Regions from separate parts of the Mus musculus genome. Here region 2 is linked to region 1. Evidence: chromatin loops called from intact Hi-C (ENCODE). Cell type or tissue: heart. All regions are shown on one strand. Links, peaks and the distances in the headings refer to the core of each region. The heading gives the core; the rest is flanking DNA. Region 1 has its middle 21 kb from the start of Gatad2a. Region 2 holds the start of Zfp868 (zinc finger protein 868).

Evidence for each region. Peaks named below come from ENCODE experiments on the same cell type or tissue, not always from the same donor. Only the 100,000 strongest peaks of a DNase experiment are listed, where the experiment ranks them.
Region 2: it touches region 1 in a loop (2.7-fold over the local background); 2 of 42 quality-filtered maps call a loop at or near these places.

What each region holds. Positions count from the first base shown.
Region 1 is chr8:69,990,116-70,001,442 of GRCm38, forward strand. It overlaps a transcript of Gatad2a not described here. Among named protein-coding and RNA genes, the nearest start is that of Gatad2a, 21 kb to the left of the region's middle. In heart, for the core only: CTCF peaks have their summits at 6,232 and 6,580; a DNase peak (open chromatin) is centred at 6,446; H3K4me3 peaks cover 2,378 bases; H3K27ac peaks cover 2,225 bases.
Region 2 is chr8:69,620,430-69,631,756 of GRCm38, forward strand. It overlaps Zfp868 (zinc finger protein 868), which reads right to left and starts at 5,119. Exons shown (of 5, transcript NM_172754.2): 1 at 5,006-5,119. In heart, for the core only: a CTCF peak has its summit at 5,286 (motif pointing right); DNase peaks (open chromatin) are centred at 4,852 and 5,142; H3K4me3 peaks cover 1,905 bases; H3K27ac peaks cover 1,206 bases.

The DNA of each region.
Region 1 (11,327 bases), core at 2,190-10,189:
AAATGCCTTCGTACAATACTTTTCCATCTTTTGTTCCCAAATCTGACCAATACCATGAAAAAGAGGTTCATTTTTCAAGATTCTATAACTCAACAAGTATCCACATCCCATGCTATTTCAAAACAGGACAGGATCCTTTAAGATTACAGCTCACCTACTTTTTGGCTTCCCACAATTCTTCAAGTTCATTATCTTCTATTTTGCCTCCGGTCTAATTAGTTATGCATCTCTCTACTTGCCCTTCACTCACAAATTACCCCATTTGACAGAGGGAGATGCCAAGGCCAAAGCAAACACAAGTGCCTGCCACATAGCAAATCTTTCTCACATCTGGTAACAGAACACAGAAAAACTGAAAGACTTCTAATATTTGTTTCTCTCTGAGGAGATTTAGCTTTGGCAGACTATCTTTTCGTCTGGGAGTCCAGGCCAGGGCCCTAACCTCATAAGCACCATAACCAACCTGTGCTGACTATCTAGTCTATTACCTCAGGTTCACTCCTTCCCTCAAGTTATAATGAATCCCTCCTGGTAGCAGTGTGTTCCAATCTTTAGTACCATGCTGGTTTGCTATAACTTGGTAAACCACACAACTCGGACAAACATGCCCCTTAAAGCATCAAAAGGGAAACCTCCAGAAAGGAGGTATTGCCCTGCTATGATGAGGGTATGGTTTAACCACACACACCCCCAAACAGAGATCACAATTGTACTGTTATTTGGTTAGAAAGCCAAGTGTGGTGGCATTAGTCTTTCATCCCGACACTGAGAAGATGGGAAGCAAGAGATCAACAGTTTGAGGCCAGTCTTGGTACAGAGCAAGCATGACTCCAGAGGCTACATGAAACCTTGTCTCAACCACACACACCCTTCCCAAAAAATGAGGATGGAATTTAGCCAGGCTATATGCGGTTTAGAAATGAGCCATAGGTATGAGCCTGTAATATTGCTGCTCAGGAGTCTGAAGCAGAAGGATTTCAAGATCAAGGCCTTCCTGAGCTGGAGTGAGGTCAAGGTCAGACTGAACAACATATCTAGAGTCTATCTCACAACTACAATAAAAAAATTGGGGGTGGGGATGGATAGATGACTCAGTATTTTAGAATACTAACTGCTCTTCCAGAGGAGCCACGTTCAGCTTCCAGCACCACATAGTAGCTCACGACCACCTCCAACTCCAGTTCTAGAAATTCAACACCCTCTTTTGAGTATATATCAATGTGATGCACACATGCAGGCAAAATACCCTACTCATAAAATAAAAATGTTAAAATGCTTTAAAAAATGTTTAAAGACTGAGGCTATAGCTCAGTGCAATTCAGTGGTAAAAAGCACTTGTTATCATGTATGAGTCTGAGTACAATGACAAATATGGGGGGTTAGATTTAGAATTAATGAGAATTAATCCTTAGGGTGAAGCCCCCTTGGTGGAAACCTTTTAAGAGGGCTAGAGAGATGGCTCTGCTCTTCCAGAGGTTCTCAGTTCAATTCCCAGCAACCACATGGTGGCTCACAACCATCTGTAACGGGATCCAATGCCCTCTTCTAGTCCGTCTAAAGAGAGAGACAGTGTACTCACATATATACAATAAATAAACCTTTAAAAAATGGAATACATTAAAACAAGAGAGAGAGAAGGGCTAGAGAGATGGCTCAGCAGTTAGGAACACTTCCTGCTCTTATGTAGAACCCAGGTTCATTTCCCAGAACCCACAGTTCCAGAGGATCCAATTCTGTTTTCTGATGTCCTCCAATTTATATACACACAAGACACACATATATAAACATTAAAAAAGAAAAACCTGGGCATGGTGGCATGCCTTTAATCCCAGCAGAGGCAAATAGATCTCTGGGTTCAAGGCAAGTCTGGTCTACAGAGTGAGTTCTAGAACAGAAAAACCCTATCATTCATAGATAGATAGATAGATAGATAGATAGACAGACAGATAGATACATACATACATACATACATACATACATACATACATACATACATACATACATAAGAATAAATAAAAAGAGTACAGGTGTGCATAGATAGTTACACCAATACCCTGTTCCTTGTCTCTTGCCATTAACACCCTGTGCCATCTCAGCAGTCAATAAAGCTCTTTATAAAGTAGCCTGACTCAACCATTTTGTTACAGTAACAAACAAGAAACAACTCTCCGCTGGGCTATGGTTACACTCGCCTTTAATCCCAGCACTTGGGAGGCAGATGCCAGCCTGGTCTACAGAGTGAGTTCCAGGACAGCCAGGGCTATACAGAGAAAACCCTGTCTTGAAAAACAAAAACAAAAACAAAAACAAAAACTCTCACTTTAAGCATTTACATCTTTTTTTTAACACTATATAAGCTGGGTTGGTTTTCTTTCAAGTGATAAATATATACATGTATATCTCGTCCCAGGACAGCCTAAGCCCCAAGCTCCTCACCATCTGTCCTCTTCACTAAGAGCAGTATCTACAGATGACCAATAAGCAATGGAAAAGCAACAGGTCTGCAGCAGCCTCTTGCCTGGACTTGACTACCCCAAGAGCTGAGGAACCAGGAAACTCTCCAACTGCTTCTCCACAGGAGAAAATAGCTCGAGTTGAAACTTGTGTCCACATGGTCCACTGACAGATTTAGAACTCAAATTATAGCCTCAGCAGGAGTCTTCACAAAAGACTCAAATTAAGCAAGACCCGGATGGAAAAGGACCAGGGAGAGACTGTGTTAAGTCAAACTAGAAGGAAAAGTAAAGGTGGAGCTGAACAGAGGGACACAACTTGTTGAAATGCTAAACCAAACGGCTCACCCACTTTGGTGTTCAGCTCGCTTGGTTCCCAGCCTGAAACCAGCCTGTGGACTCGAAGCGGTTAGGACTTACTCAGATTTCAAACTGAGTTCATTTCTGTCCTGTGGACCATCTCTCAATGCCAGCATTCATTTCCTTAGGCTTCTGAGAGCTCTGCCTTGGCAAAGCAGATAAAATTAGCTACTGCAGTGACTTGGAATCCAGGGTGGGCCACTAAAAAAATACATAAGAGATTTGTAAACACCATGGAAACCCTTCCTTTGGGCCAGGTCAAAGTCACCTAAAACTTACAGACATGTAGTTCTCTGTCTCTTGCCCCCATAGCACCTTTTCCAGACCTAGGATGACCCATTTCCTGCTTTTGTCCTTTCAAACCAAGGTTACAACCTGGGGCTCCTCTTTTGATCAAGGGGTAAATCAGAGGCTCAGGGTGGTGCAGGAAACCCTGATAGAGCAAAGGAGTGCTTTCTTCTCTTTTCTTCAGGAAAGGAAGGTCCTCTGTCTGCAGATGGACAGGGCAGGAAGTGGATTCACCCCATAGGTTTGACCTTGTGATAATAGGGAGACAATGTTTCTGCCTTGTCTCTCAGTGCCTACAGTCTTCTAACACTGGCCTCAAATGTCAGGAAAATGTAATACAGTAGGGGATATTGCCCATCTACAATGCCAACACTCAAGAGGCTAAGGCAGGGAAACTATCAAAAGTCTGAGGTCAGAGTAAGCTACATGACAAGACCCTATATCAAAAAAGAAAGGAAGTTGGGTATGGTAGGTAGCCCATGACTTTAATCTCAGTGCTTGAAGAGTCAGAGGCAGGCAAATCAGGAAGACCTCTGTCTAGGGCTACATAACAGAGATCTTGTCTCCAAAAAATTAAAAAGGGAAAAAAAAGGAAAGAAAATACAGTAACACACTCAAATCCCAAGACATTAGGGGGAATGCTTTGTTTTTGTTTTTGCATATAGGTCTCCTAACTTTCTCTCTAGCCCCAAAAGTCCTCTAAAAACTAAGATAAAAGTCATGAAAAAAAAAATCCAACACTCTGAAAGGTTAAACAAGATGATTCAAAGACAGCCTAGCTACATACATGAGCACTTTGAGAGCAGCCTGGGCTACAGAGTGAAAGACCATGTCTAAAAATTAAAACACAATGATAACTGAGAAACCCCAAAACTGTCATGAAAGAAAACTAAAGGAAAGAAAACATGTCTAAGTCTTTCCCTTCACAGCAGAGATTTGGATACCATACAGAAATAGAGGAATCTTGAAATTAGTGGCTCCGAAGCTAAATGATAAGTCTCTCACACAGAAATGAAGGAGAGAACTCTCAAGAAGAGAAAAATCCCAGGCAAGTAGGTAGGGAGCACCTATGCTGCAGGATCCCTCAGGAAAATGAGGGATCCACAGTGCCTCTTCTAAGGAAAAGGGTTACCTAGCTAAAGTGGGGACAAAGGACAGGCATAGTGGCTCACTCCTATAATGCTGCTGTCAGTCTTCAGTCTGAGGCAGGAAGATGACCATGAATTTGTAGCTATCCTGGGTGCAGAGTGAGTTCCAGAACTGCCCCCCCCCCCCCCCGTGAGATCCTGCCTTTTAAAAGAAAGAAGGATGTATGCCTTTGATGCCAGCACTGGAAAGGCAGAGGCAGGCGGATCTCTGAGTTCCAGACCAACACGTACAGAGTGAGGACAGCCAGAACTCACAGAGAAACCCTGTCTCAGAAAAAAATTCAAGGAAAATCTTGCTAGAAAAATCTTAATCCAAGGACAGCCTAAGGTATATAATGTAACAAAAACTGAGTCTCAAAACAATTAAAATGTGGAGAGACCAGGCATGACACAGGCCTTTAATTCTAGCTCACAAGGGCCTCTGCAAGCAGATCTCTGAGTTCAAGGCCACCAGGGAGAGTTACACAGTATGACACCCTCCCACTTCCCCCCTCCAAAAAAAAAGAGAGAGAATGTAAGGTTTGCAAGTTAGGAACAGTTTAGAAAAGTGGGGAAACCCTCCAAGGAGCACATCAGATTTGGGAAAACTTGGAAAAAGAAAGAAGTCACTCAAAATAAGGACAGAAAACCAAGGAGAGAATTTCAGAGAGAGGATCTGTCAAAAAAAAAAAAAAAAAAAAAAAAAAAGGAAAAACAGGAGAAACAACCTCCCCAGAAAATTGTGGGAGGAGGTTCCCCGAGAGGCAGGGTGATCTCAGAAACATCCTCCATAGAAGAGGTCCTCAGAAAGATAGTGTCTCCTAAGGGAAGTGGAACCTTCCTGAGGGAGGCAAGAAATCCCAGAAAGGAAGGGGGGCCACTCATCAGACAAAAAGCTACCTATTACAGAAGCAAGGGGGTGCAGCCAAACACCCTGGAAAGGAGGGGTAGCTCCAGAGAATGACTACAGACCCTCAAAGAGGCAGGGTACATCTCGGGGTAAGGGTCTCAGAAATAGGGGATCCCCTCGGGAACGTAGAAGGTCTGAAATAGGGTTCCTCTCAATACGGAAGATGTACCAGAGAGACTCCCCTGAGAGAGTTGAAAGCTCTCTCAAAAAGAGGTTCGCCCTCAAATAGGAGTTCACAGGGGGGAGCAGAGGGAGGATGCAGATAAACAAGGGTCCCTCAGGTTAGATTCCTCAGCAAAGTTGAGTCAGAAAAAGCAGTGCCCCCTCGGAAAGGGGCCACTCTCAGAAACACAAGATCCCCCTTTCTAAGGTACTCGCGGAAATGCAGGGGTTCGCGAGAGAAGGAGCACCCTCAGAGAGGTGAGGTGCTATAAAGAAAGGGCACCTTCAGACACTAATTCCTCTAAAAAGAGGGTGCTCTCAAACAAGGAGTACCCCAGAAAAGGGCACTCTCAGACCCGAGGGGCTCCTCGACACAGAAGGGGTGCTCTCAGAGACAGGGGGCCTTCAGACGCAGGTTCCCTAAAGAGTCCAGTAGGGAAACGCACTAGCCCGGCCAAGCGGAAGCCGGGGGAGCCCGGGGCACCGGAAGCTGGGGACCCCAGCAGCGGCGCCTGCCCCGCACTCACCGAAGTTGCTCGGCTCCGCGCGATCGGCAGCTGGGCCCCAGGCCAACCTCAGGCAGAGCGCTCGGGTCCGGTCTGGTCGCGTCCCACGGCGACGGCTCCCTCGGGTGGCGCCTGAGGCGGCGGTGGCGACAGGACGACGGACGACCGACGGACCGACTGCGCGGGCGGCGCGGGGCGCGCTCAGGCAGCGAGGGTGCGCGTGCGCGCGCCGGGGCGCTGACCCCGGGCGGAAGGAGCTGCCGCGGCGCGCTCAGAGCCGCCGCTCGGTCTCACCGCTCCTTCTCTCACTGAAATTGCCCGCTTCACAGCCCGGCTTCCCCGGTTGCTAGGCAGATTTTGCCTCTCACACTTCCGGGTTGATGCACGTCTCTCCGAGTGGCGGCGCCGCAGGCCAATGAAGTCTGGCCGGGGCACTCAAGATCGGCACCCCACGAGGGGTGTGGCCAGCCTCAGGACAGACAGTTATCAGCAGCCAATGAGCGCGTTGGCCGGCTGGCCCTCCGGATCGCTCCGGTGGCTGGGACGGGCCTAGGGGGCGGGACAGGATGACTGACAGACGAGCATCCAATGGGAGAATGGAGCGGGTTCCAGAGCCAGTCAACTCGCCATCGGGGAGGGATTTAGGTTTGGGGCGGGAATGCCGTGAGGGGTGCGGTCTTGGAGGACACGTCAATTCGTGGCCCGCTTGCTGGGACCTTGGAGGGCGGTTCGACTGGGCTACCGGGCGGCCAACAACTGGCTGAGCTGAGGGTTCCCCGCTGTGCTCAGCAGGGGCGCCCCACCCACAATGCGCCGGAGGCTGTCGGGCCTGGACAGGCGCCTCTGAGTAGTCCTCAAGTGACTGGTGACTTGGCTTGGTTCCCATGGGCGCTGGGGCTCCTAGGTTCTTCTAGTGGAGGCCTGGTCCTGTCCGTGGCCCTGACCGCCGCCACCTTCTGAAGAGCGTCCGGGGATGCGTCCCCGGCCCGTTCGGAGGAGAACCTTCAGGTTCGCATCGCTGGTCCGGTTCTGAGGACGCCTTCGGCGATCTCGATCTTCACCTACTTTTCTGAGAATTGTGGCGGGATTCAGCATCCCTAAATCTCCTGAATGCTACTGGGATGCGTGCAACTCTCTGAATGGAAGCCCCACCTCAACCCTTTAGATCTAGATCACTTGCTTTCACACCTAGAGGAGAGATCTGGAGCTGGAGCAGCCCTAGATTTCCCCTCACCCTTTACTCAAGTTGTAGCCATTTACCTCCAACAACAACTCCTCCTTCTCATTATGTATCTCTGGATGGCCTGAAACTTAGAACTCTCACAGCTATTTGCCCGCCTCTCTCTGCCTTCTGAGCTCTTTCGGCTTTATTTTGTTTGGTTTGGGGGAGGGAGGGGTCCTTTATTATTTAGCATTTATTGTATTTATTGGGTTTGATGTGCATGCCATGACAAGCATGTTTAAGTCAGAGGATAGCTTGAAGGCGTTAGGCCTCCTTTTCTTTCTTTCTTTCTTTCTTTCTTTCTTTCTTTCTTTCTTTCTTTCTTTTTTTTTTTTTTTTTTTTTTTAAGATTTATGCCGGGCATGGTGGCGCACGCTTTTAATCCCAGCACTCCGGAGGCAGAGACAGGAGGATTTCTGAGTTCCAGGCTAGCCTGGTCTACAAAGTGAGTTCCAGAACAGCCAGGGCTATACAGAGAAACCCTGTCTCGAAAAAACAAAAACAAAAAAGATTTATTTATTATTATAATCTAAGTACACTGTAGCTGTCTTCAGACATACAGGAAAAGGGCATCAGATCTCATTACCGATGATTGTGAGCCACCATGTGGTTGCTGGGATTTGAACTCAGGACCTTCAGAAGAGCAGTTGGTGCTCTTAACTGCTGAGCCATCTCTCCAGCCCTAGGCCTCCTTTTCTATGTGGGTCCCAGAGATCAAACTCAGGGTCTCAGGCTTTGTGGCAAGAACCTTTACATTTTGAGCCCATTGTTTTGTTTTTGAGACAGGGTACTAGACATCTATGTAAAGCAGGTTACTCTCAAACTTAAAAGATTTACCCTTCCTTTGCCTTTCAAGTACTGGAACTGAAGGCATGTCCCACCAAGCCTGCAGGATGTGTTTTGATATCTCCTGTATCCCACCCAGACTAGCTTCAGACTTACTACTATGTAGCTGAGGATGACCTTGAATTCTACTATTCCCTGATTAACTCTTGGTTTCTCCATCTCCATAATTTCTCTGCTAGATAGGAACTTTCCAAAACCCTTTCTGCTTCCCAACCACTTCCAGATAAAATCTAATCTGTCATCCCAAATTTAACACATCATTTGGCAAAAGTTAAAGCAAAAAGAGCTTCAACTATCTTCCCCCATTTTAAAAGTATTTATATTATGTGACGGTTGCTTTGCTTGTCTGAACCAAGTACGGTGTCCCCACTGTATGCCAGAAGAAGGCATCAGATTCCCTGGAACTGGAGTCACAGACAATTATGAACTGCTATGTAGGGTCTAGGAATCGAACCTGGACTAGAAAAGCAGCCAAGTGCTCTTAACCTCTGAGCCATCCTTCCAGTTCTGTCCCTTTTTAAGCAGGATCTCATGTAGCCCAGGTGGCCTTAAATGTCCTCCAGTTACAAGTAAGGCCTTGAACTCCTGATCCTCAGGCATAGACATCCCAAGTATGACAGGTATGTGCCATCACACCCAGTTTCTGCAATGCTTGTGCTAATCTTGTAGCTTATTAGTGGAACTTCATCTGGAGCCCCCTCTTATTTTCTTCAGCAGAGTCTCTTGTTGCCCAGACTGGTATCAAAATCCTCTTTCTGACGCCATCTTTCCTATGCCAAAATGGCAGGAGTGCACTACCATGCTTGACCCTTAATTCATTCCAAAGTCCTTGCCTGGTTTATAACCCTGCCCCCAAAGGACCCAGGTTTGTCTAAATAGGTAACCAAATAACCTAGTGAGTCAAAGTCATGAAAAGGCACAGACGAGAAAGACCTTCAGCTCTGAGGGTGCAAATGGTAAGCTGTGGTTGCTGTTACTGAAGACAACACGCATGGCCAGGCACACAGGTCACCAAAGGGAAGTTGTTACTGAAGGGATCTTAGGAGCCAAGAAGAATGCAATACAGAGAAACAGGCCTATTTATTACACCAGGCAGAATTGAAGCAATACAAAGAAACTGCTATACTAATATTAAGGAGAAAGTCATCAAATAAAATAAAGGATGAGACTAGAAAGAACTCAAGGATTCCATGTGAACCTTGAAGCTTGTATGAGAAGAATGGACTTATGCTTACAAGAAAGCTGAAGTTTTGGAAGAAAAGTAAGTGCAGATAGTAACAGGGATTGGAGGGACTATGACTTCTTAACTGATCTTAAACTGGTCCCAAATGATGAGGCCAACAAACACAGCGTCACTGACTAAGGAAGGGAGCCATGGTAAACACGAAGATGTTCCCTGCACGCTTGGCCCCTCTGCTCAGGAGCTACCACATTCTCTTCATGTTGAACCAAAGGGCTGGCAGAACTGGAAACAAACCCATACCTGCCACTTCTTAAGAAGGCCAATAATCACCCTCATGGCGGAAGACATCAGAACCCACAAGGGAGGCTGAGGCAGGAGCATCTCAAGTTCTAGGCCATCCTGGGTTGCATAGAAAAACCAGAAATTTGCCCAAAGGCTTACACTAGAGATGTGAACTAAAGTGCCTTGCACTGGCCCACAGTAGGGAACAAAAGCTAGTTTAATTCCTGTCACTAACTGGGATATTTTGCTAGCACAAGAATCAACCTATTTAAGTGATCCCTTGGTACTTTACACATAACTTTTCTTGTTTTTCTTGAGAAGGGTTTTTACTGTGTAGCCCAGGTTGGCTTAGAGCTTACTATGTAGTTCAGGATGACCTAGCACACATAGTCCTCTTGGTAGGTGTATTCCATTACATCTAGCATAATTTATTGTTGAATCAACAATTATTGATGGGATTATAGGTCAGCATAGTATGTAATTTCCCATTGTATGCAGAAGAGAAAGGCAGTGCTGGGCCTTGGTGGCGCACGCCTTTAATCCCAGCATTTAGGAGGCAAAGGCAGGCAGATTTCTGAGTTCGATGCCAGCCTGGCCTATAGAGTGAGTTTCAGGAGAGCCAGTGCTACAAAGAGAAACCCTGTCTCGAAAAAAGAAAAAAAAAAAAAAAAAGGAAGGTAGGAAGGAAGAAAGAAAGAAAGAAAGAAAGAAAGAAAGAAGAAAGAAAGAAAGAAAGAAAGAAAGAAAGAAAGAAAGAAAGAAAGAAAGAAAGAAAGAAAGAAGGAAAGAAAGGAAGGAAGAAAGAAAGGCAGGTACACTCAGCTACTGTTATTGGTCTACATCAACTGCTCAACTGTAGTATTACATCTTAACTGACACTTGTATTATTTACATCTCAAATCCAAAAACAATTATAACACGTATTGCTCTTGCAGAGAACCAGATTTCATTCCCAGCGCTCACATGGTGACTCACAACCCTCTATAACTCCAGTTCCAGGAGATCTGGTGCATGTGGTGTGCTTACATACATTTATACACATAAAAAACTTTAAATCTCCAATCCAGCAACATGCTCAAAGGTGAGAAAGCACTATGGTCTCATGGAGAGCATGCTCACATTAGCAATCAAAAATTGGTGCTGGGACCTAGAGAAATGGTTCAGTGATTAAGAGCACTGACTGCTCTTCTGAAAGTCCTGAGTTCAAATTCCAGCAACCACATGGTAGCTCACAACCATCCGTAATGAGTTCTGACCCTCTTCTGGTGCATCTGAAGCCAGCTACAGTGTACTTACATATAATAATAAATCTTTTTTAAAAATTGATAAGCAGTGCATTAGCTAGTGTCCAGCTCAATATATGCCCCCCCCACACACACACACACAACTAAACTACTACTGTACTGGTAAAATAATCCAAATAAATAATCAAAACTTTTGAGACCTAGACAGGGAATGCAATTCAGTTGATAGTGATTGCCCAGTGTGCACAGTGTGCATTCCCGGCCCCACATAAACTAGGTGTGATGGTGCACACCTGTCAGCTCAGAATTTAGGAAATAGAGGCAAGACACTCAGAAATCTAAGGTCATCCTCATCTTCATAGTTCAAGAACAGCCTGGGCTAAGGAAAAAATAATAATCCTAACCCTTTTCTTTGTCTGAAGTGAACTCTCTTTGAAGAGAGACTCCAGGTAGATACTCTAGTGAAATTCCTGAACCTCAGAGCCAAGGGCAGCCTAGTTTTATAATAAAAACTGAAGCAAGAGCCATGTGACTGAAGGATGAGTTTCCTTTCCCTGGTGGAAGCTGATTGCATCTCTTCACCAAGGCGTGGCCCTTCCTGGGTCTGGGGAATCAACTTGACGAACAGGCTGAGTGACATTCACGCCCATATAGGGAAGTGGGAGCTGGCCCAGGCAGCCCCACAGGCGTTAGGAAGGCGGGGCCTCTGCCAGCCAGAGACCTGTGGCTGCTCTCCTGAGAAGT
Region 2 (11,327 bases), core at 1,658-9,657, 370 kb before region 1:
GATCAAGCCTATCCAGGTATACAGAGTGAGTTTAATAGAGACCCAGTGTTAAAAATACAAAAACAAATTTACACCAATCTGGTACAATGTGTCTCAGAAAAGCAAATACTTCTGAATTTAAAGTATGAAGCCACCATTCTACCATAAAAACAAATTAGGTATGCATACGCATGTATATACATACATATATACATACATACACACACACACACACACACGCATTACACATATGTATACCACATTTTTGCTATCTATTCATCACTGATAGATATCTAGGCAGTTCTCATTTTCTAGGTATTTTGAATAAAGCAATGATGAACATGGTTCAACAAGTCTCTCTATAGGATATACTACTATATATCCTACTGTAGTAGGATATAGAGTCCCATGAGTATATACCTAGGAATGTAATAATTGGGTGTAGTGGCTGGAATAAGAATGGCCTCCAGAGCCGGGCATGGTGGCGTACGCCTTTAATCCCAGCACTTGGGAGGCAGAGGCAGGCAGATTTCTGAGTTCGAGGCCAGCCTGGTCTACAGAGTGAGTTCCAGGACAGCCAGGGCTACACAGAGAAACCCTGTCTTGAAAAACCAAAAAAAAAAAAAAAAGAATGGCCTCCAGAGGATCCTGTACTTGAATGCTTGGTCAACCCAAGCCAGGCCCAGTGTCCCAGTGTCTCTCTCTTCCTACAGATCTGACTGTAGAACTCTTAGCTACTTCTCCAGCACCATGTCTTCTGCATGCCACCATGCTCCTCGCCATGATGATAATGAACTAAACCTCTAAAACTTTAAGCTTATCCCAATTTAAAGTTGCCATGGTCATGTTATCGCTTCACAGCAATAGAATAATGACTAAGACTCTGGATCATATGTAGTTTTAAAAAAACCTGTTAGATGAATAACCATTCTCTGATTGGATTTGAGGCCTGCTTCACAAGAGGAAATCCACATCTGACACTGTAAACCTAGGGAAAAACTCATGGCCTCTAGGATTAACCTGCTAACAGAGTTTAGCTGTACTGTCCTGCAGCCAGGTTACTTTCTAAATACCTATGTTCATACCCATAAACAAATCCCACTCTTAGTCTTAGTCAGAGAAGCCTCTTTTTTCAATAAATGTCAGTGAACACAGGATGCAGGGTGTTCAGAGCGCTGAGAATAAGTGATAGTTAAGTGCTCAACCCAAATAGGACATTTTTTAAATTATTTTTAATTTTGCTTTTGATATTTTACTTATTTTTAGTTTATAGCATGATGTTATGCCTTTATGTATTTCTAAGCAACATGTTCATGCAGTACAAGGCCAGAAGAGGAACTAAAGTTACAAATGGTTGTGAGCCACCATGTAAGTGCTAGGAATTGAACTCTAGTCTTTTGAAAGAACAGCCAGTGCTCTTCTTTTCTCCATGCCTGAATAGGACACTTGTACTATTACTTCTTAGGGATCACAGCACAGGAAGGGGTGAAAGTGTAAGAGCACGAGAGGCAAGGGAGAAGGGCTGTAAAATCCTGACTTCTAGGTATAGCAGTGCCAGAGCTTTCTGACCTCATAGTGGTTTGGTCACATCCAATGGTACTCAGAACAGCACCAACAACAGTCAATTATAGGTCGGGGAGGGGCCTACAGTGCTCTACTACTCTTCCTTGAATTAGTGACCACTAACAGATCCCGGAGGAAGAAGTCATTGTCTTCAGTGTGGTTCCAACACAGAATTTAAGCAAGGAGATCAGAAAGGGAATTGCAGGGATAAGGCAGGACGGGGGTGTGCTGGAGTCAGAGAGGATGGACCACAGCATGCACTTTATATACGTAGGAAATTGTTAAAGGGGAAATTTGTTTAAGTTATAAAAAAAAAATCTTAAAGAAAAACAGTATCATGAGTCATACTTGCTACTCCAGAACTTTGGAGGCAGCAAAAGAATCAGGAATTTGAGGCCATCCATACCTACACAAGGACCCACCTCAACATAATACAGAAATTAACTAAACCAAATCAAAACTTACATACTGCAACCAAGTAGAAATTAAGACAGGTATGCAAAACCAACTAAACTTCAAAATTCAAACTGGATGAAGCTCAATGGCAGAGCACACAAGAACCAGATTTCAATTCTCAACATGCACCTCCCCAAGAAAAGTTAGAAACGATGGAATCCACCATCAACAGTAAATAACAACAGTCACATGAGTGGGCTGGAGAGAGGGCGCCAATGTTAAAGCACTGCCTGCCTGCTCTTCCAGAGGACCCAGGTTCAATTCCCAGCACCCCGGTGGCTCACAGCCATCTGCAACACCAGTTCCAGGGGATCTAACACCCTCCTCTGTCCTCCCCAGGCACCAGCACACAGACTTACTTCTGTGGGCAATACACCCACAGAAATAAAATATAAAATTAATTTTAAATCATTATCATGCTATATTTAAGGGAGAATAAAACTGTATGTCAACAAAAGGGGAAGTAAGCTTCTTCGGAAGAAATAAAAAACTGGTTTTGCCCAAAGAAAATCTCAAAACTCAAAAAATTCAAGGAATTAATGTGATACCATAGCAAACATATAGGATACATAATTCTATCCTACTCCTGTACATTGGCAATAAGCAATAGGATATAAAAGGAAAAACACTACGCTGCTTGTACACCAGTAGAGATAAATGACACAAAGAAAATACACAAATAAAACAAAGAACTACAGACATACTGGGTGTGGTGTTGCACAGACTCAAAAGGCAGAGACAGGCAGACTGCTGTGATTTCCAGACCACACTGGTCTACAAAGTTCCAGAGTTCCAGGTCAGACAGGTCACAAGTGAGATTTTGTCTAAAAAAGACAAAATAAGGGGTTGGGAGGGGAAGTCCGCAGACATTAACTATAACTTTCTTTTTTTTTTTAAATTATGTATTTTACATGTATGGGTGTTTTGCTTCCACCACATGCATGCCTGGTACCCACGAAGGCCAGAAGAGGGCTTCATATCTCCTTGGAATGAAATTACAGAACGGTTTAAGCCACCATGTGGTCACTGGAAATCAATCTACAAGAGCAGCAGTGCTCTTAACCACTAAGCCAGCTCTCCAGCCTCACACTTCAAATCACCAATGAAAGCAATGAACCTAATAAAGCAAGTGCTACTGCAGGATCCTGGACGTGAAGTGTTGAAGGGCACAGTCGGCTGTGTCCTGTCCCAAGTTACTCCATACTGTGAGAAAACAGTGGTTTTCCAGACAATGCCTTGCCCTGAGTGACTCCATTTGACTCCATTTTGAGGAAAGAGAATGACTCCAGCCCCTTGGTACATGCACAAACAATACTATCTGTTCAGCCAGATATCACAGGCTTGTTCCTGAGAACAGAAAGAGGGCTACTCTGTAAGTTTATCAGGGTGAGTTGAGACTAGATGGGCATGTATTACAATGCTATCAGGGAAACCAGGGAAGGGCATAAATCCCTCTCCTGGCCTCTTAAATTGATAGACACCTACTAGCACTAGGATGTCTGACCCCAAACCATCCTATCGTCTGATAACTAGTATATAGATGAAGAAAGGACAAGTAGAGACTTTTGTCCCTGAGGTTTCAATAGGCCCCATGACTCACCTACTCACCTGCCTGGCCTTCCACCTAGTCCCTATCCAGACCTGGACCTGAGCCCACAGTTGCCTGCTCTCAGGGCCTTCTATCTAGAACTAAGCAGCATGGCTGACAAGCCTGAGTCCTCTCTGTGACTTCATCAAAGGCTCGCTCCCTGTGGCACAATTGTTTTGAGTTCCTTTTCATATCAGGACAAACTCTACCTACATTTCTCTCAGCCTACTTCTAAGTATTCATTTTATAAACTAAATATATGCAGAGATATACTGTGTGCTTTGACATGAGAATTAATATTAACAATTAAAACTAAAAGAAGGGCTGGAGAGATGGCTCAGTGGTTAAGAGCATTGACTGCTCCTCCAGAGGTCCTATGTTCAATTCCCAGCAACCACATGGTGGCTCACAACCATCTGTAATGGGATCAGATGCTCTCTTCCATTGCGTCTGAAGAGAGCGAAAGTGTACTCACATACATAAAATAAATAAATCTTAAAAAAAAAAGACTAGAATAAAACCCACATTAACCTTGTCCTAATTACAAATGTAAGTGAAATCACTTGGCAAATTGCTGCCATCAAAACCTTTTAAGTTTATTGTTATTCAAAAATATTTGATACTTTGGGGAGATACAAATGTGTCTATCTTATTTCTAGCATAGTATGCTCATGTTCTCAGTTTAAACTAGTAGTTCAACATACTTCCAATAAAAATGCTAAAATAAACAAGAAATAAAGGTTGTGTGGAAATGAAGAAAAGGACCAGAATGGTGAACACAATACAGAAGAATCGACTACAATGCTTCCTGACTAACAGTTCTCGGCGAACCTCGGTACGCAAAACAATGCACTATTTGAGGGAAGAAAAATTAACAAGCCCACAAATGCATAAGCAGAAATAAAAACAAAAATATAATCAAAGGATGTCTGACCGAAGAACAAAATAAATTCAAGGAGACAAGTCATCTTTCCCAGAGCTGGTTTTAAACATCTTTGCAAAGAAACTCACTGGACTTTACAAATGTCGTAAAATTAACCTAAAGAGGTTGCCACACTTACATGTGGAAAGCAAAGTTCAGAACTTCTCGAAGACAGCACAAAGAACCTAGACAGCCTTAGTCTAGCAAGCAGCCTTCAGCGCACCACCAAAAGCAGGACGTCCCCGCCAGCCCGGATCGTGACGTCATCCGCGTACTGGCTTCCGCCCATCCCCCGCCCCCCGCAGGGCGGGACCTCCCGCTCAGCGCTGACGCCAAGAGGATCAGGGCGGAAGTACCTACGGACCGCAGGCGGAGGCCCAGGTCGCAGCCCCGACGTCCCCGCGTTCACTGCCCCAACCCCAGGGAGGACCCACCACCCCGGCTCCCGCAGCCCAGCCGGCCGCTCCTCCCATCAGGGGACAGCGGCCCTCGCTCACCATTGCCAGGCTCCGAGCTCACCCGCGCTCCCCCACACAGCTCCAAGCACTGGCTCCCACAACGGCTTTCCTCAGTTTCGGTGAAGAACCTTTAGCTAACATGGCGGCCGAAAAGAACCCGCCCCCCCGCCTCCTAGAAGCTTCTGATTGGACAACCTGTCTGTAGCTCCTGATTGGTTAGAACTGCTCTAGGTGATCTGAGTGACAGGAGTAGCTCCTCTTGCAGTTCCTTAGGCTGTGAGTCTAGAGCCCATTGTTTAGTGTTGCGGTGGCCAGCAGGTGTCAACATAGGTTCATGGCTCTTGTGTACCTCTAGGTGTGCCCTACTGAATGATTCCAGGACCCTGACCAGTGAAAATAGTTAACGATGTCAGGCCAGTTTTGTGACTCTGACTTACCTAGGGACAAGTCCGCTGAAAGAACCAAACTAGTGTTTGGTGATGACAGTTCAGGGGGCACTGTACCATAGCTTCTTCAGAATATTTTTGTTGAGACTCTTCCTTTATTGTGTACAAGAGCCTCAAACTCGTAGTCCGCCTCAGTCAATGTGCCTAAAGCCATTTTTTTTCTTTTCTTTTTTATTGGATATTTATTTACATTTCATATGTTATCCCCTTTCCCGGTTTCCCTCCCTCCAAGAAACACCTTATTACATTCTTCCTCACCCTGTTTCTATGAGGGTGTTACTCCACCCAACCACACACCCACTCCCACCTCCCAGCCATCAATTCCCCTATACTGGGGCATCTATCGAGCCTTCATAGGACCAAGGACCTCTCCTTCCATTGATGCATGACAAGGCCATCCTCTACTTCAGTCCTTTCTCTAACTCCTCTATTGGGGAATCCCATGCTCAGTCCAATGATTGGCTGCCAACATCCATCTCTGTATTTGTAAGAATCTGGCAGGGCCTCTCAGGAGATAGCCATATCAGGCTCCTTTCAGCATGCACTTCTTGGCATCCACAGTAGTGTCTGGGTTTGGTAACTGTATTTGGGATGAATCCCCAGGTGGGACAGACTCTGAGTGCCCTTTCCTGTAGTCTCTGCTCTACACTTTATCTCCATATTTGCTCCTGTGAATATTTTGTTCTCCTTCTAAGAAGGACCGAAGCAACCATACTTTGTTCTTCCTTCTTACTGAGCTTCATGCAGTCTGTGACTTGTATCCTGGTTATTTGGAGCTTTGGAGCTAGTATTCACTTATCAGTGAGTGTATAAAATGTGTTTTCTTTTGCACCTGGGTTACCTCACTAAGGATGATATTTTCTAGTTCTATCCATTTGCCTAAGAATTTCATGAATTCGTTTTTAATAGCTGAGTACTACTCCATTGTGTAAATGTACCACATTTCCTGAATCCATTCCAGATTTGAAGGATCAAATCTTCAAATCAGGGATCAGGGTTGTTTCCAACTCCTACCTCTTATAAAAAAGACTGCTATGAACATAGTGGAGCATGTGTCCTTCTTACATGTTGGAGTATCTTCTAGTTATATGCCCAGGAGTGGTAGAGCTGGGTCCTCAGGTAATACTATGTCCAATTTTCGAGGAACTGCCAAACTGATTTACAGAGTGGTTGTACCAGCTTGCAATACCACCAACAATGGAGGAGTGTTCCTCTTTCTCCACATCCTCTCCAGCATCTGCTGTCACCTGAGTTTTTGATCTTAGCCATTCTGACTGGTATGAGGTGGAATCTCAGGGTTCTTTCGATTTACATTTCCCTGATGACTAAGGATGCTGAACATTTCTTTAGGTGCTTCTCAGCCATTTAGTATTTCTCAGTTAAGAATTCTTTGTTTAGCTCTGTACCCCATTTTTAATAGGGTTATTTGGTTCTCTGGAGTCTAACTTCTTGAGTTCTTTGTATATATTGGATATTAGCCCTCTATCAGATGTAGGGTTGGTAAAGATCCTTTCCCAATCTGTTGGTTGCCTTTTTGCCTTATTGACAGTGTCATTTGCTTACAGAAGCTTTGCAATTTTATGAGGTCCCATTTGTCAATTCTTGATCTTACAGCACAAGCCATTGGTGTTCTGTTCAGGAATTTTCCCCCTGTGCCCATATCTTAGAGGCTCTTCCCCACTTCCTCCTCTATAAGTTTCAGTGTTTCTGGTTTTATGTGGAGGTCCTTGATCCACCTAGATTTGAGCTTTGTATAAGGAGATAAGAATGGGTCAATTTGCATTCTTCTACATGCTAACCACCAGTTGAGCCAGCACTATTTGTTAAAAATGCTCGTTTTTTATACTGGATGGCTTTAGCTTCTTTGTCAAAGATCAAGTGACCATATGTGTATGGGTTCATTTCTGGGTCTTCAATTCCATTCCACTGATCTTCCAGCCTGTCTCTGTATCAATACCATGCAGTTTTTACTACTATTTCTCTGTAATACAGCTTGAGGTTGGGGATGGTAATTCCCCTAGAAGTTTTTTTATTGTTGAGAATCATTTTCGCTATTCTGGGTTTTTGTTATTCCAAATGAATTTGCAAATTGTTCTTTCTAACTCTAGGTAGAGTTGAGTTGGAATTTTGATGGGGATTGCATTGAATCTGTAAATTGCTTTCGGCAAGATGGCCATTTTTACTATATTAATTCTGCCAGTCCATGAGCATGGGAGATCTTTCCATCTTCTGAGATCTACTTCGATTTCTTTCTTCAGAAACTTGAAGTTCTTGTCATATAGATCATTCACTTGCTTAGTTAGAGTCACACCAATATATTTTATAGTGAAGGGTGTTGTTTCCCTAATTTCTGCCTCAGCCTGTTTATCCTTTGAGTAGAAGAAGGTCATGGATTTGTTTGAGTTAATTTTATATCCAGTCACTTTGCTGAAGTTCTTTATTAGCTGTAGGAGTTCTCTGGTGGAATTTTTTGGGTCACTTAAGTATATGATCATGTCTTCTGCAAACAGTGATATTTTGACTTCTTTGTTTCCAATTTGTACCCCTTGACCTCCTTTTGTTGTCTAATTGCCCTAGCTAGAACTTCAAGTACTATGTTGAATAGATAGGGAGAGAGTGGGCAGCCTTGTCTAGTCCCTGATCTTAATGAAATTGCTTCAAGTTTCTCTCCATTCAGTTTGATGTTGGCTAGTGATTTTCTGTATATTGCTTTTATTATGTTTAGGTATGGGCCTTGAATACCTGATCTTTCCAAGACTTTTAACATGAAGGGATGCTGAATTTTGTTAAATGCTTTTTCAGCATCTAATGAAGTGATCATGTGGGGGTTTTTTCTTTGAGTTTGTTTATGTAGTAGATTACATTGATGGATTTCCATACATTGAACCATCCCTGCATCCCTGGGGTGAAGCCTACTTGATCGTGGTGAATGATCATTTTGATGTATTCTTAGATTCAGTTGGCAAGAATTTTATTGAGTATTTTTGCATAAATGTTCATAAGGGAAATTGGTCTGAAGTTTTCTTTCTTCATTTGGCCCTTGTGTGGTTTAGGTATAAGTGTAATTGTGGCTTCATAGAATGAGTTAGATAGTGTACCTTCTGTTTCTATTTTGTGGAATAGTTTAAAGAGTATTGGTAATTAGGTCTTCTTGAAAGGTCTGTTAGAATTCTCCACTAAACCTATCTGGTCCTGGGCTGGTTTTGGTTGGGAGACTTAATGACTGCTTCTATTTCTTTAGAGGTTATGGGATTATTTAGATGGCTTATTTGATCCTGTTTAACTTTGACATCCTGTATGTATCTAGAAAATTGTCCATTTCATAAAGATTTTCCAATTTAGTTGAGTATAAACTTTTGTAATAGGATATGATGATTTTTTAATTTCCATGCTTTCCGTTGTTATATCTCCCTTTTCATTTCTGATTTTATTAATTTGGATACTGTCTCTGTGTCCTCTGGTTAATCTGGTTAAGGGTCTATCTATCTTGTTGATTTTCTCAAGGAACCAGCTCCTGGTTTTGTTGATTCTTTGTATAGTTCTTTTTGTTTGTACTTGGTTGACTTCAGCCCTGAGTTTGATTATTTCCAGCCTTCTACTTCTCTTGGGTGTATTTGCTTCTTTTTGTTCTAGATCTTTCAGTTGTACTATCAAGCTGGTAGTGTAAGTTCTCTCCAGTTTCTTTTTAGAGGCACTTAGAGCTATGAGTTTTCCTCTTACCACTGCTTTCATCGTGTCCCATAAGTTTTGGTATGATGTGTCTTCATTTTCATTAAATTCTAAAAAGTCTTTAATTTCTTTCTTTATTTCTTCCTTGACCAAATTATCATTGAATTGAGCAATGTTCAGCTTTCATGTATATGTATGCTTTCCATTGTTTTTGTTGGTATTTAAGGTCAGCCTTAATCCATAGTGATCTGATAGGATGCATGAGATTATTTCAATCTTCTTGTATCTGTTGAGGCCTATTTTGTGGTCAATTATATGGTCAGTTTTAGAGAAGGTACCATGAGGTGCTGAGAAGAAAGTATATTCTTTTGCTTTAGGATGAAATGTTCTATAAATACCTGTTAGATACATTTGATTCATAACTTCTGTTATTCTCACTGTGTCTCTGTTTAATTTCTGTTTCCATGACTTGTCCATTGCTGAGAATAGGGTGTTGAAGTCTCCCACTACTGTTGTGTGGAGTGTATTGTGTGCTTTGAGCTTTAGTAAAGTTTCTTTTATGAATGTGGGTGCCCTTGCATTTGGAGCACAGATGTTCAGAATTGAGAGTTCATCTTGGTAGATTTTTCCTTTGACCAGTTTGAAGTGTCCTTTCTCATCCTTTTTGATAACTTTTAGTTTAAAATCTATTTTATTTGATATTAGAATGGCTACTCCAGCTTCTTTCTTGGGACCATTTGCTTGGAAAATTGTTTTCCAGCCTTTTACTCTGAGGTAGTGTTTGTCTTTGACACTGAGGTGTGTTTCCTGTGTGCAGCAAAATGCTGGATCCTGTTTACATATCCAGTCAGTTAGTGTATGTCTTTTTATCAGGGAATTGAGTCCATTGATGTTAAGAGATATTAAGTAATAGTGATTGTTGCTTCCTCTTATTTTTATGTTTGTGTGGTTATCTTCTTTTGGGTTTGTTGGAAGAAGATTACTTTCTTGCTTTTTCTAGGGTGTGGTTTTCTTCCTCGTGTTGGCATTTTCCATCTATTATCATTTGTAGGGCTGGATTTGTGGAAAGATATTGTGTAAATTTGGTTTTGTCATGGAATACTTTGGTTTCTCCATCTATGGTAATTGAGAGTTTTGCTGGTTATAGTAGCCTGGACTGGCTTTTATGTTCTTTTAGGGTCTGTATGACATCTGCCCAGGATCTTCTGGCTTTCATAATCTCTGGTAAGAAGTCTGGTGTAATTGTGATAGTCTGCATTTATATGTTATTTCACCATTTTCCATTACTGCTTTTAATATGCTTTCTTTATTTAATGTATTTGGTGTTTTGATTATTATGTGACAGGAGGAATTTCTTTTCTGGTCCTGTCTACTTGGAGTTCTGTAGGCTTCTTGTATGTTCATGGGAATCTCTTTCTTTAGGTTAGGCAAGTTTTCTTCTATAATTTTGTTGAAGATATTTACTGTCCCTTTAAGTTGGGAATCCTCACCCTCTTCTAAACCTATTGTCCTTAGGTTTGTTCTTCTCATTGTGTCCTGTATTTCCTGCATGTTTTGGGTTAGGAGCTTTTTGCATTTTGCATTTTCTTTGACTGTTGTGTCAATGTTTTCTAAGTTATCTTCTGCCCCTGATACTTTCTCTTCTATCTCTTGTATTCTGTTGGTGATGCTTGCATCTATGACTCCTGATCTCTTTCCTAGGTTTTCTAACTCCTGGGTTGTCTCCCGTTGTGATTTCTTCATTGTTTCTATTTCCATTTTTAGATCTTGGATGGTTTTGTTCATTCCTTCACCTGTTTGATTGTGTTTTCCTGTAATTCTTTAAGGGATTTTTGTGTTTCCTTTTTAAGAGCTTCTAGCTGTTTACCTGTGTTCTCCTGTAATTCTTTAAGGAAGTTATTTATCCTTCTTAAAGTCCTCCATCATCGTCATGAGAAGTGACTTTAGACTCGAATCTTCCATTTCCGGTGTGATGGTGTATCCAGGACTTGGTATGGTGGAGAATTGGGTTCTGATGATGCCAAGTAGTCTTGGTTTCTGTTTCTTCTGTTCTTATGCTTGCCTCCATCTTATTATCTGTAGTGCTCCCTGCCCTTGCTATATCTGACTAGAGTCTTTGCTTCCTGTAATCCCGGTTGAGTCAGAACTCCTCAGAGTCCAGCTGTCTCTGTGATCCTATGATTCCGGGATCCTGTAATCCTGAGATTCTGGGTGTGTCAGAGTTCCTTGGAGTCAAGCTTCCTCTG